Linked DNA regions of Homo sapiens: all the other regions are linked to region 2. A link is a contact called in ENCODE Hi-C or POLR2A ChIA-PET data. All regions are on one chromosome and are shown on one strand. Each heading gives the region's core, a stretch centred on a gene start or an enhancer-like site at or near the end of the contact. The rest is flanking DNA. Distances are from core to core; before and after follow the strand shown.

Region 1 (4,532 bases), core at 1,050-3,549, 1.2 Mb before region 2:
GTTTTTCTTTGTTTTTTGTTTTTTTGAGACAGGGTCTCACTCTGGTTGCCCAAGCTGGAGTGCAGTGTCGCAATCTCAGCTCACTGCAGCCTCAACCTCCCAGGCTCGGGTGATTCTCCCAGCTCAGCCTCTCAAGTAGCTGGGATTATAGGTGCACACCCCCACGCCCAGCTAATTTTTTGTATTTTCAGTAGAGACGAGGTTTCGCTGTGTTGCCCAGGCTATTGATTTGTTTCTTGATCCTTTACTGTCGCAGTGTGGCCTTGTCCAGGTTGGTGCTCTGTGAAATTATCTAGGCGCAGTTGAACTCCATGGCCTCACTATGTGTGTCAGGCCAACTCCCAGCTGTTAGGGGCTGTTTTTCTCTTTCTTCCATGGAAAACTACACGGCCCCCTGTTGGTTTCCTGGCCTTCTCTCTCACCCCTTCTAGAGTCATTTTCCTTTTTTACACAGAGTCCACAGTGACATTCTTTACCTTGTTTTTATTGAAGAATAACATACGTCCAGTGACAGGCCTGAGTCAGTGATTCTCAACGTATCTGTACACACATGCAGCTGTCACCTAGATGAAGATCGTGGGGGCTCCTCCCTGTTGCTCCTTCTGGGGCCATGCCCTCCCAAAGGTAACATGTGTTCTGATTTCTATCACCACTGGTTAGTTTTGTCTGTTCTGAAACTTCATATATATTCAGTTACACAGTATGTTTTGTTTGTTTGTTTAAGGCTTTCTAAACTCAACACCAAGTTTTTTCTTTTTTTAAAATAAAATGAGATGGGATCTCACTATGTTGCACAGCCTGGTCTCAAAACCCCTGGGTTCAAGTGATCCTCCCACCTTGGTGTCTCAAAGTGCTGGGATTACAGGTGTGAGCCACTGTGCCTGGCCCCAACACAAAGTTTTTGAGATATGTTGCTGCATATATCAGGTGTTGGATCTTTTCTATTGCTGTGTAGTATTCCATTGGCCGAACCAACCACTCTCTTTTGCCATTCACTTCTTTTTCTTTTTCCTTTTTTAAAATCATATATCCTACTCTCAGATCCATTTACTTTTTTTTAATTTTTAAATTTTTAAATTTTTTTTTTTGAGACAGGGTCTCACTCTGTTGCCCAGGCTGGAGTGCAGTGGCGTGATCTCAGCTCACTGCAACCTCCACCTCCTGGGCTCAAGTGATTCTCCTGCCCTACCCTTCCGAGTAGCTGGGACAGCAGGTGCACGCCACTGCACCTGGCTAATTTTTTTAAATTTATTATTTTTTTTTAATAGAGATGAGGTTTCGCCATGTTGCCCAGGCTGGTCTCAAACTCCTGATCTCAAGTGATCCACCCAGCTCGGCCTCCCAAATTGCTGGGATTACAGGCATGAGCCACCGCGCCCGGCCTCCATTTACTTCTTGATGGCTAGCTGCACTATTTCTCAGGTTGATCATATTAGGAAGCAAATCTATTATGTCCTCCAGCTCATTTAGACCCTCTTAAAGGTTCTCTACTATTCTCAAAATTAATCCAAATCTCTTGTCGGGGCCTCTGATGCCCTGAGTGTCTCGGCCTCTGCCTGACTCTTTCATCTCAGTTCCTGCCCTTCTCTCATGGACTTCTGAGCTCAGGAGCACTGCTCTCCTTTCCATGTTTGAATGGTCCATCCTACCTCCTACCTCCAGGTGCTCCCACGTGCTGTTCCCTCTGCTTGTAAAGGGCTGTGTCCCTCTCTTGACCTGCTCTAGCTGGCTACATCCTGCATGCCCTTGAGGTTGCATCTCAGATAACCTCAAGGAAGCCCTCACCGACCAGCCCCCACTTCTAGACTGCACATCTCCTTGTATCACTACACTTTTTCCTTCAGTGTCTTAGTCTCTTTGGTAAACACCAATTTGTACGATTATTTGATTAGCATCTGTCTCCCCCATCAGACTGTGAGCTCTGCCAGGACAGGCACTGGTTCTGTCTTCATCTCCAGCATTACCTAGACCAAAGCCGGGCACACTGTAGATGCTCATTTAACAGTTACCGAACACTGAATGTCGAGTAGCCCCAGCCTGTCTTTAAGCCCCACTACTCTCCCACTCCAAACACACACAGACTTTCTCCCGCGAGCTGTCAGGGAACCTCAGCTCCCACCCTTTCCCTCCTTGGCAACTTCACAGGGCAGGGACCGCTCTCCCTTGGATGACGCGCCTAGGGGCGGGGCCCCGCCCCACAGCCGACGCTGAGTTGGCCCGGTTGGGCAAGGCTGGGGTTGCCTGGGGCGAGGTTACTCATCCTGGGCTCAGGTAAGAGGGCCCGAGCTCGGAGGCGGCACATCCAGGGGGGACGCCAAGGGAGCAGGACGGAGCCATGGACCCCGCCAGGAAAGCAGGTGCCCAGGCCATGATCTGGACTGCAGGCTGGCTGCTGCTGCTGCTGCTTCGCGGAGGTGGGTCTGCTGCCCGGAGAGGTGGAGGGGGTAGAGTGGGGGCTCTTAGGGAGGAGGCTCCTCTGGCCCCGTACAGAGAAGGCTGTGGGAAGGATCCCCACATAAGCAGAGGGCACTGTGGGCAAAGTTCCCCCATCCTAAGCAAGGGAGGCAGAGGGAAGGGTCCTCCACCATGGGCCGTAGGAAGGGTTCCCCACCACGGACAAGGGGAGCTGTGGGCAAAATTTTCCTATCCTGAAGCTGCAGAAAGAAGTCCCCTGTTCCTAGGCCGGGCGCGGTGGTTCATGCCTGTAATCTCAGCACTTTGGGAGGCCGAGGCAGGCGGATCATGAGGTCAAACGATCGAGACCAGCCTGGCCAACATGGTGAAACCCTGTCTCTACTAAAAATACAAAAATTAGCTGGGCGCGGTAGCGCGAGCCTGTAGTCCCAGCTACTCGGGAGGCTGAGGCAGGAGAATCGTTTGAATCCAGGAGGGGAGGTTGCAGTGAGCCGAGATTGCGCCACTGCACTCCAGCCTGGCGACAGAGCGAGACTCCGTCTCAAAAAAAAAAAAAAGAAAAAAAGAAAAAAAGAAAAAAGTGTTCCCTGTCCTGGGCAGAGAAGCTGTGGGTAGTGTTCTCTCATTTGAGCAGAAGGGGGCTGTGGGAAGGGATCCCTCACTGAGCACAGTCTACTGTGGGAAAAGTTCTCCCACACACTGTGGGAAAAGTTCTCTCATTCTGAGCAGAAAACCGTGAGGAGGTATCCTTCCTACCCCGGGATGAGGGGCTTCATGGCGGGGATCGCCTACAGTGGGCATACAGGGCTGTCGGAAGGATGTGCCCACAGTTGGCATAGTGGGTGTGAAGGAAAAGGGTCCAGTGATTCCCGTGCTTCCAGATTTGTGGAAAGCTTTTCCCTACTCCTGCCCTGGAAAAGTGTGTGCAATAAGACTGTCTAATCCCGGGACAGAGGGCATGGGAAGGACTATTTCTCCTTGGGGGTGGACGCTTTAGCAAGGAGGGCTCAGGTCTATTCGGCTCCGCTCCCCCAGGAGCGCAGGCCCTGGAGTGCTACAGCTGCGTGCAGAAAGCAGATGACGGATGCTCCCCGAACAAGATGAAGACAGTGAAGTGCGCGCCGGGCGTGGACGTCTGCACCGAGGCCGTGGGGGCGGTGGAGACCAGTGAGTGGGGACCCCCGGGCCACGCACACCACTGCAGGCTCCTCCGGCCCAGCCCCGCCTCCTTATAGTCCTTTCTGGATCTGGCCACGCCCCTTTAACGCGGCCCCACCCCTCCCTTTCAGCCTGGCCGGGACCCTACGACACAGCCTTGCAGGCCAGGCCTTCTCTATTAACAATTACAAGCGCGAGGAGCAGAGAGTTGAGAACTGGGTGGGGCGGACGGGGAGAGCTCGGGTTTGGAACGAGGTCACGTCCTATGCACTTTTTCTGCTCCACCAATGAGACCTCCCCATCCCTGCCTGTCAACCAGGCTGTCTCCTCCGACTCAGCTCTTTGAGGTTCCGCCCCCGTTCCGTGACCCCGCTCCTCCCTGCTTCGGTCGTTCTTTCCGCTCTGAGCGGCTCTTTGGGGGCGTCCATCCGCCAATTCCTGCCTGTCGGTCCTGTGGTGTTGGCCTATTTGAGGCCCCGCCCCTCCCAGACCCTACCCAACTCTGGGCCACGCCCCATCTGAGACCACGCCCACAGCTAATCCCGCCCTTGTCCCTCTCCCTAGTCCACGGACAATTCTCGCTGGCAGTGCGGGGTTGCGGTTCGGGACTCCCCGGCAAGAATGACCGCGGCCTGGATCTTCACGGGCTTCTGGCGTTCATCCAGCTGCAGCAATGCGCTCAGGATCGCTGCAACGCCAAGCTCAACCTCACCTCGCGGGCGCTCGACCCGGCAGGTCCGTGGGGGCCGGGCCGTAGCTGCGGGGGCGGAGCCACATTCGGGCCTGCCAAGATAGAGGTGGAGCCGTGGCAGAGGCGGGAGTACTCGACCTGGGCTGGGGGTGGGGTCACACTCTGGGGCGGGGCCAAGAGGCAGCAGGAGGGACTTTCTGGCTGTAGGCGCCGCGAGGTTGCGCGCTGGGGCGGGGCTACTAGTAGGCGGGGTCATCGATAGTGCCGG
Region 2 (4,504 bases), core at 1,927-4,426:
AGGCCATCACCACGCCGAGCCAGCACCCGCTGGGACCGCAGCTGCCGCAGGTCATAGCTGCCACTGGTGCTGCCAGGGGGCCAAGGGCCTGGACCACAAGCCTCAGCCGGCTCATCCTCCAGGTCCGCCGAGTGCTCGCTGGCTGTGTCAGTGGAGGAGGAACGAGTGGAGGTGGGTGGCCGTGGAGGCACCCCCAGGCCACTGGCCTCCTCAGGGGTCCGCACCCGCTCTTCAGGGGCCCCAGCCACCCCACTGCTGCCAGCTCCGTGCTCCTCCACATACTTCTTCTTGGGCGCTCGAGACTTGAACGTGGCTGTCTTGCGGCTGAGTGAGGGCTCCCAGCGGCCTGCCTCCCCATCCCCTTTGGGGTCCTCTGCTGGGCCTGGAGCCGGGTCGCCAGGGTGCAGCTCCAGTGGAGGACCTTCAGCCCCAGGGCCCCGCTCAGCCTCCTCCTCCTCCCCTTCCTCAGCCTCTTCGGGCCCGGACTGTGGTTGCGGCTGCTGTGCCTCGTCATCCTCCTCCTCTGGCTTGTCACCCTCCCCAGCCCCTCGCCGCCTCAGAGCCTTGGCCCTGGTGGCTGGGGGGGACTTGCTGCCACTGCCAGGACCTGAAAGGCCAGTGCATGCCTTCTTCATTGGCTTCATTTTTGTCCACCTGCAGGGTGGGAGAGCGGAGGATTACGCGGAGCAACTCAGGAACCTCTCCAGAGCCAGTGTACCCTAAGATTTCCCACTTGCTGAGTCTACTGTCTCCATCCCACCATCCCCAAGGCCTCCTCTCTGGCTGCTGTCAACTCATGTGATACCTCAGTCAGCACCAGGCACAGGTGAGCACCTGAGTCCCCTGAGTATACACACTCTGGCTCCTTGGGGAACAGACACCTGCTGGCTCTGCAAAGGACACAGAGCACATGCTCTGAATGCCCCAAGGGGACATCAAAAGCACTAACAGTTCACACCTATGGAGCACTCCCTGTGTCCTGAACTCCATGCTAAGCTTGCCTTTATTAACCTGTTTCATCCTCACAACAGCCCTAAAAGCAGGTGCTACTATCGGCCTCATTTCACACCTGAGGAAACTGAGCCACAAAAAGATGAGACAACTTGTCCAAGATCATCCAGGTGGGAAACAGCAGTGCTAGGGTCTGAACCCAGGCTCTCTGGCTCCAGAGTCCGTGCTCCTGACCATTTCAGTGTGCTGCCTGTCACATGATCCAGAGGGCACATTTACTCGCACTGTCACCATGCAGAGAGTACATGCACTCAGACACACACACACATGCACAAGTACCAAGTCACAAAAAGGGTGGTGACTGGGCTGTGATATGAGCCTTTCTCCACCCCCCCACCCTCCCTCTGCCCCTCTGGGCAGCCTGGCATGGCCAGGCACTGTGGGAAGAAGTGGGCAGCTGAGAGTCCCGAGGGACGGCTGCCCACTCTGCTCTGCACCCTAGGGCTGCCAGGTACAGCCATCTCCCCAGATCCTGGCAGGGAGCAGGCAGGGGCATGTCTGGGGCAAGAGCTCATACCCAGCACTGCCACGGGGCCGTGCATGAGCACACGCACGCGCACAAACACACACACACGCACAGAAGCACGCACACGTCATCACACAGTGGGACACAGAGCTACACCCCAGGGTTTCTCTGTCCCACTGGATGGGAGCCTGCTCCTCCCCCCACAGCACCCAGCGTGATACCCGCAAGCCCAGCCCCCCTCTTCTTGCCTGCATGCATCCCCGCCCTGGCTGGGCTGGCTCTGGCAGGGTGGCTGAGTCGGCTAGCCCCCCGCAGGCCCCCAAATATGCCCTCCAACTCCAAGTGGGGATAGGTGGGATAAGGTCAAAGAAAGCAGGACAAGCCCAACAGGCCAACCTCACCCACTTCCTGAACAGTCATTACTGCCCGCCCCCTTTCGAGCTGCCCTGAGAAAAGAAAAGGGGAAAAAACTTTACTCTGAAGTGACTAAGAGAACCTGAGAGGCCAAAACAGAGGCCTCTAGGAGGGTTGGGGGACCCAGAACCATAAGCCAAACACAATGAGAGGCAACCCCGACTCAGTCTTCCAGCTACTGGGGGACCCTTGACCTCATGCTCTCTCACTAGGGGCCTGCTCCTCCTGTGGACCCTGGAGTCCCAGGCCTGCCCTTTCTTGGGCCAATCCTGGGGTCCTCACAGGCAGAGCCTGGAGGGCGTCCCGGGGCTGGCACCCAAATGCCCAGAAGTTGGGCAGCCATCACCACCTAATACCCGCTGACCCACTAGACTACCATGTTGGGGACTGAGATCTGGCTCCAGTTTTTTCCAAGCACAAACCTTTGCATACCCCACCCAGGGCCTACAACTATGCCGCCTGGACCCCTAGACCTTGCTGCCTGGCCCAGCCTCTCTTCGCCCCAGAGCTGCTTTCTTTCCCCTAGGGCCTACTCTCTTCCTGTCCACCCTGTCTGAATAACTCCCACCCAAGCCCCGGGGGCCCTCACCTTCCTCAGATCTGAGTAGTAACTCCCGGAGCCCAGGCCAGCCCAGGCCCTGGCTCTTTGGGGTCTCATACCCTCTGTTCCCATTAGCCCTCCTGGCACCAGCTTCTCTGACACTCTCTCTCTCATCCTGTCACTACCTCTATCTCTACCTCTCGGTTAAAATGCCCTAGGCCCCCTCCTGTCACCCCCTCCTTGTCACCCCCATTTATCTCTGTCACCTATTCCTCCCAGTCACTGTCCTGTCAGCCATCTCCGGACCTGTCACCTTCTCTCCCCATCACCTCTCCTTGTCACACTCTCCAACTCTGTCCCCTCCCTCTCCCTGTCACCCTGATCTAGTCCTGTCACCCCTCCATTCCTGTTACCCTTCTTTGCCCACCACCCCCTCCCCCAGTTACCCTTTTTCTGTCAAACCCCCACCACTTCCTCCACTCCCTCCTCCCTTCCCACCATTCCGCCCACCCCTTTCCCCCTGTACCCCCTCCCCGTCCCTGCCACCTGTCCCCTCTCGGCCCCCAGCCCCCCGGACCCCCCTTTCCTGTGTCAGCCCTGGCCCCGCCCCTCACCTTGGGCTCGGCGGGGTTTCGGGGCGGGGGGCCGTGGCCCCGGCTCGGTCCGGTCCGGTCCCTCCCCGCCCCCCCTCCGGCTCTCCCTCTCGATTCTCCCTTTTTTTTTTACTCCAACACACAAAATGGTGAATGGACCTGCAACAGCTGGAGCAGCCAGCCAATCAGCGATCACAACCCCACTGACCGGCGCCAGCCTAGACCAATAGATATCCGCAGACTGGTCGGCTCCGCCTCTCGACGACGAGCGACGCTCGCGGCGACCAATTGGGCCCATCGGGCAGCGCTAGGGGGCGGGGCCAAAGTCCAAGACCGGCCTCCCTCCGGGACCGACACCAACCTGAGCCTACGACTGCCTGATCTGCCTAGGGCCCTACCCTACAACAAGTGAAGGACACCAGTCGTGTCCAATTGCAGGCCGTCTTAGTTCCAAATGACAAATACAGTACCCAGTCGCCATGCAGCCTAGGCCGGAACCCAGCCTCTGTGAGGGACAGTAGCCAATGAAATGAAAGGAGGAGGGGCTAAGGGACGGGTTGTCCAATGAACGGAGGTAGAAGGCGTGGCCCGAACGTTTGTTGACCGGCTAGTCGCAGTTCCTGCTGGGAACCGTAGTCTTCTCACGTCTTCGGCCCATAGCCGACAGTACAAGGCAGACTACAACTCCCATGTGACAGAGTGCTTGGAGCACCAAAGAAACCCGGCGAGGAGAAAAAGTCGAAAAGGGCAGTTCGTCGTGAGTCTCACTGGACGCCAGGAGTATCTTAGACCCAGGGCCCCGACTCACCCGTATTCCTGGCTCTGGCGTCGCCGGTGGCTCCTCTCAGTGGCAGCGGTAGCGGCACGAGGGGGAGGTGCAAGGAGCAGCCAACCGCCACCCGCGAGCCCCGCAGCCAATCAGCAGCGGCCGGGGCGGTGCAATGACCTCACCGGTTCTACTCTCTTACCCCTCCCCCACGTGGTTGTTGCTGCCGGTAGACGGAGTAGGGAAGTTTGGATTGGGGGAGGGGAGGAGAACCAGTGATGTCACCTTTCCCCTTGTTGATTGGCTGCCGGGTGGCCGGGACTACGACCAATTGACGGTCTCGAAAAGTCTGGCGCGGCCCCGCGGAAAGCCCTGTTGCCACCGGGAGGGGAGAGAACGCGCGCTTGTGGGGTGTCGCGCGCTGCAGTATAGGCAACGCGCGCGGCCTGGGGCCCGGGGGACAGGTCACCTCCTCCAAGAGTTTGACATTTAGGACAGCGCAGTTTGACAGCCCACTAGGCATTGGGGCAGGGGGCCGAGATGACGAAATGCAGCGCTTCTTGGGGCTTCGCACTGCATTACGTGGAGAGCTACACTTTGTGGGTGTACGCCCCTGACAGAGGCAGATTTTTAAAGATCCCAGGGGTAGGAGGGTATCACACTGGAGTGGAGGAGGACAGGGAGATGCCCTGTTTGTAGTAGATGCCTGCTGC
Region 3 (4,748 bases), core at 260-2,759, 1.8 Mb after region 2:
GGGCGGAGCATTACGGGTGTGGGCTTTCAGGACACTAGCAGTGTCTTCTTTCTGCCTTATTTTTCTGTCACATTCCTGAGCATTTAGCAAACTTTCACTGGGACCTGCTACGTGTCCAGCCCTGTGCTAGGTGATCCTGCAGACCAAGAGGTGGTTGACAGAGATATCCTTGGTACCTGCCCTCGGCGGGGCGTTCCTCAGTCCATATAGTAACTGACAGTCCAGGACTGGGATGGCGGCACAGGAGGCCATGGAATCCTAGAATGGATCCTAACCCAACCTGGACTGCCAGGGAGGGCTTCGGAGAGGAGGAAACCTTTGAAATGTGTTCTGAGAAGCAGCCTGGGAATTGAGGGTATATTTTGAGGATGAGGAAACAAGTTTAAATATCCAGAGGCGAGAAGATTGCTTGAGGCCAGGAGTTCAAAACCAACCTGGGCAACACAAGAAAACCCCCCTCCCCCCTCCCCCATCTCTCTGTCACCCAGGCTGGAGTGCAGTGGCACGATCTCGCCTTCACTGCAACCTCAACCTCCCAGGTTCAAGCGATTCTCCTGCCTCAGCCTCCCAAGTGGCTGAGATTACAAGCGTGCGCCACCACGCCCAGCTAATTTTTGTATTTTTAGTAGAGACGGGGTTTCACCATTGTTGGCCAGGCTGGTCTCAAACTCCTGACCTCAAGTGATCTGCCCGCCTCCGCCTCCCAAAGTGCTGGGATTACAGGCGTGCGCCACTGCGCCCGGCAAAAAATAATATTAATAATAAAGATCCAGAGGCCTTTTATTGTCATGTTTGCGAACTTATTATGTACCTGGCATTGTTGTAGACACTGGGGTAAAGCAGGGAAGAAAACAAACAGAGAAAATCCTTTCGTTTTCCTGATGGGGTGAATGGGAGCTTGAAGCCATTTTAGAAAAACTGGAAGTGACTCAATGGGGCAGGATCGGAGAGAACCAGGAGAACGCATCAAGCAAGGTCGTGAGGGGCTTTGTGGCAAAAGGAAGGAGTTTGAAGTTTGTATTCGGGGTGGGTAGGAAGCCATGAACAGTAGCAGAGGAGTCATCTTGATGGAGCGGGGAAGGAAAGAGGGTGTCAGAAGACCCAGGTGGGACCACCAGAGGACGTGCTGAGAAAACCTGAGGATTAAGAAGGGGCCGCGCGGTAACGTATAGGGGGCGGGAGGGGCAGCAAGGGGGCGAGGCTACGATCGCCTAGGCAACGCGGGCCGCGCCACTCTATTGGCTGGTCTTCCGCTACGTCATCCCCCGCGCCCCAGCGTCCTCCCTCGGAACCCCGGGGGCGCGGCCTCCTCCGGTTGCTCGGCCCCGCCCGCCTGCACAGCGACTTGGGGAGGGGCATGCCAGCCCCTCTGGCTCCACGGTGGAGTCCAGGCCTACCATAAAGGAACCGCAGGGAGCAATGGTGACGATCTTGGAGCGAGGACTGTAGCTGAGTGGAAGGAAGCGGTTCTGTTGGACCGGCCGCCCTCCACCCCGGAGTCGCTGCCCCGCCCCCTGCCAGTTGCACTTCTTTAAATGGCCCGGGGCGCTAGGGAGGGGTGGGCGGATCCGGCGTCTCGGGGCACGGGCGGATGGCTCCGCCCAGCCAATCGACGCCCCGCGGCGGGCGGGACTCCAGCCAATCGCGGCTCGCGGCTCGGCTCCGGGGCGGGGCTGGTGGGCCAGAGGCCAGACGGAGAGGCCCCGCCGAGGTGAGCGAGGCTCCAACCGGTCACTGGTGGGTCCTGGCACTGGCGGGTCGCAACGCTGTGGGCGTTCCAGGAGGTGGTCGTGGCGAACCTGGCAGCTGCGGTGAGGAGTGGTCGCCTGGCTTGGGAATTTACCTTAGGCTGGGGGAGAGAGAAGCGCGCCCCGGGGACTTGCGGAGGCGGGGTCTGGGTGGGACCGGGGGAGGGGGCCTCAGATTCAGGGTGATGATAGGGAGGGTCTGGGGACCTGAGACTGAGTTCAAGACCCAGGAGGGGAGGCGAGGTTGTTGGGGCAGTATTTTCAAGTGGAGGGAGTTTGAAGCTGGGACGTTGGGCTTTTGGAGAAGCGAGAGAACAGAGGGGAGGAACTTTTGAGACAGGGAACCTGGAGATTCGATTCCACTTGGGTCTTCCGGACGGGTTGAATTCGGGGCTTTATCGTGTTCTGGAAAAGGTGTGAGAGGTACGGAGCTGAGATTCTGAGTATTTGGAGAAGCGAGAGAACTAGGGTCAAGGATTCTTGGGACTCCAAGACGCACTGGCGGGGGAAGGAGGTTGCCGGGAAGAGTTCAATGTTCGGGTCTTGGAGCCGGACAGCGAGTTTGGAGGTGAAGTCCAGGGGCGTTTGAAAGTCAGGAGACTAGGAGAAGTGGGAGGAAGTATCAGAATTAGGATACGTAGTCTCCCGAACTAGATCGGAGCATTGTCGTCTTTGAGCGATGTGTTCGGATCTGGGTCTCTGGATCCAAGGGCAGTTTGGAAGGAGAATCGCGGACTTTCAAGGAACAGAGGGACCGGGAGAAAGCAAATTTAGAGCCGGAGTCTGGGGTGGGGGAGGGGTGTTCCGGGCCTGGAGCTCAGACTCGCGGCCCCGGAGGCAATGGAGGGCGGGGCTCGGCAGGCGCCGGCAGCTGGACGTCCAGGTTCCCTTCCCCCACCCGCCTGTGCCCCTGTGCGCATGCCCTGAGGGAGAGCGGGGTGAGGGGGGTGGCTCGTCCCCTGGACGGGCGGAGCCCTCTGGGGATTGTAGTGCGTGCTCGACGTCAATTCGTGTACCTGGCGGCTGTTGGCCCCCGTTTCCCAGAAGCCCCTGGGCCAAATTGGGGCGTTCCTGGATGCTCTGTAAGGACCCATGGGGGGGCGGGGCCTTACAGTGTCGCGGTCTGATTGAGTGGGACCTCCGAGGGGGCGGGGCTTGGTCTGAGCTGAGTTCTAGCAAGTTTTCCTATGGGGCGCGCTTTGGGGGAATCTGAAAGCGTGGGCAGAGGGAATGAGACAGGCCCCTTTCCTACTCTTGGGAGCGCTCCCAGTCGGTTAAGGAAGAGGACATAGAAATATCCCGACTGTTGAAGAAGAATCTCAACATAGGTTCCCCAACAGGGCTCCAGGAGATTTCGAATATAGTAGGCACTCAGTAAATCTGTTGAGCGAATAACTGGCAATTAACTCTTGATCGAGGCCGGGTGTGGTGGTAATCCCAGCTACTCAGGAAGCTGAGGCGGGAGGATCGCTTGAGCCCAGGACTTCGAGACTGCAGTGAGCTGTGATAGCGCTGCTGCACTCAGCCCTGGGCGACAGAGCGAGACCCTGTCTCTAACAAAAAACAAACACAACTCTTGTTCATTAAGCACTTCCGGTGTGGTGGGCCCTATAGATACGTGGCATCTCCTTGACAGAGGTGGTGAGAAGTATTTTTTTACAGTCCCTATTTTACAGATGAGGAAACTGAGGCCCTGAGAATTGACTCATTCAGATCACTTCCCATGATCACGCAGCTGAGCAGTTTCCAATACAGAATTCAGATTTGGGGTTCCCTACTTCCAATCCAGGTCTCTGTGCTCCACACTTGTCTTTCGTGCTCCATGTTTGAAGAAATTAATATTGTGGAAGAACAGTTTTAAGGCTTAGAGGAACTTGAGTTAGGATCCGTACTTGGCAGATGAGGAAATTGATTCTCATGGATGTAAATTCACTGTTTGAGGCCACAACAGGCAAGTAAGTGAGATTTAAATCTAGCTGTACGTAACGCCAGATCTTATTTTCTTAATCGTATATGTACTCACCTTCTTAAACTTGTAGGATTCAGACAGCCTTCATTTTATACATCAGTAAACTGAGATTCCGATGATTAAAAATCACTAACAACTCAATAGGCCTGAGAAAGTGGGATATGAGCCAGCACTACGGTGTCTGGTGTCTGACCTTCCCCTATGCGCCTCTTCTCTCTACAGGGCATCATGGTGGGAGGCTTGAAGAGGAAACACTCTGATTTGGAAGAGGAGGAGGAGAGGTGGGAGTGGAGTCCAGCAGGCCTTCAGAGCTACCAGCAAGCCCTGCTCCGCATCTCCCTAGACAAAGTCCAGCGCAGCCTGGGCCCCCGAGCACCCAGCCTCCGCAGGCATGTCCTCATCCATAACACCCTCCAACAGCTGCAGGCTGCACTTCGCCTGGCTCCCGCCCCTGCCCTGCCCCCCGAGCCCCTCTTCCTGGGCGAGGAGGATTTCTCCCTGTCAGCCACCATTGGCTCTATCCTCAGGGAGCTGGACACCTCCATGGATGGGACTGAGCCCCCTCAGAATCCAGTGACTCCCCTTGGCCTCCAGAATGAAGTGCCACCCCAGCCTGATCCAGTCTTCTTAGAAGCTCTGAGCTCCCGGTACTTGGGGGACTCTGGCCTGGATGACTTCTTTCTGGACATTGACACATCTGCGGTAGAAAAGGAGCCTGCACGGGCCCCACCAGAGCCTCCTCACAACCTCTTCTGTGCCCCAGGTTCTTGGGAGTGGAATGAACTGGATCACATCATGGAAATCATTCTGGGGTCCTAAAACTGTGATAGAGGGGATCGATCCTTCCTCATGTCATCTTCGGTGGCCTGGATCCCTGAATGCAACTCTGGGTGTGTGTTTTTGTGGGGGCTCGAAGCAGTGACTATGGCCTCCTTTGTTCCCATTTCAGGGTTCCACAAACTGTCTTGCATGTGTGTGTGTGTCTGGTTACCCCGACCTTCTGTGAAGGTGGGTCTTCCTGAATTAATTTA

Evidence for each region. A loop is a pair of places that touch in the nucleus more often than their neighbours do. ChIA-PET counts read pairs that join two places held with the same protein, here RNA polymerase II (POLR2A). Pooled maps may share reads with other maps.
Region 1: a map with no recorded cell type shows a loop between it and region 2 (10-fold over the local background). The contact joins the promoter of LYPD3 here to the promoter of CIC in region 2. A Hi-C loop is called at or near these places in 1 of 37 single-sample maps with no recorded cell type and 4 of 50 pooled maps. POLR2A ChIA-PET finds 5 or more read pairs at or near these places in 1 of 52 experiments (activated CD4-positive, alpha-beta T cell).
Region 3: a loop to region 2 is called in a map of naive thymus-derived CD4-positive, alpha-beta T cell, with 18 times the contacts of the local background. The contact joins the promoter of SERTAD3-AS1 here to the promoter of CIC in region 2. A Hi-C loop is called at or near these places in 1 of 168 maps with a recorded cell type or tissue (naive thymus-derived CD4-positive, alpha-beta T cell), 1 of 37 single-sample maps with no recorded cell type and 11 of 50 pooled maps.

Annotation. Positions count from the first base shown.
Region 1 is chr19:43,463,375-43,467,906 of GRCh38, reverse strand. LYPD3 (LY6/PLAUR domain containing 3) reads left to right here and starts at 2,299. Exons shown (of 5, transcript NM_014400.3): 1 at 2,299-2,414; 2 at 3,451-3,582; 3 at 4,138-4,308. The coding sequence starts at 2,336. RefSeq lists an enhancer at 3,547-4,078 and a silencer at 4,321-4,480.
Region 2 is chr19:42,267,924-42,272,427 of GRCh38, reverse strand. It overlaps CIC (capicua transcriptional repressor), which reads right to left and starts at 3,176. Exons shown (of 21, transcript NM_001386298.1): 1 at 3,047-3,176; 2 at 1-654. The coding sequence starts at 644. RefSeq lists enhancers at 1,468-1,517, 3,677-4,186.
Region 3 is chr19:40,441,278-40,446,025 of GRCh38, reverse strand. SERTAD3-AS1 (SERTAD3 antisense RNA 1) reads right to left here and starts at 1,509. Exons shown (of 2, transcript NR_187496.1): 1 at 1,398-1,509; 2 at 763-1,136. It overlaps SERTAD3 (SERTA domain containing 3), which reads left to right and starts at 1,691. Exons shown (of 2, transcript NM_203344.3): 1 at 1,691-1,811; 2 at 3,940-4,748. The coding sequence starts at 3,946. The coding sequence ends at 4,536. RefSeq lists silencers at 1,160-1,379, 1,440-1,759, 1,940-1,999, 2,465-2,844.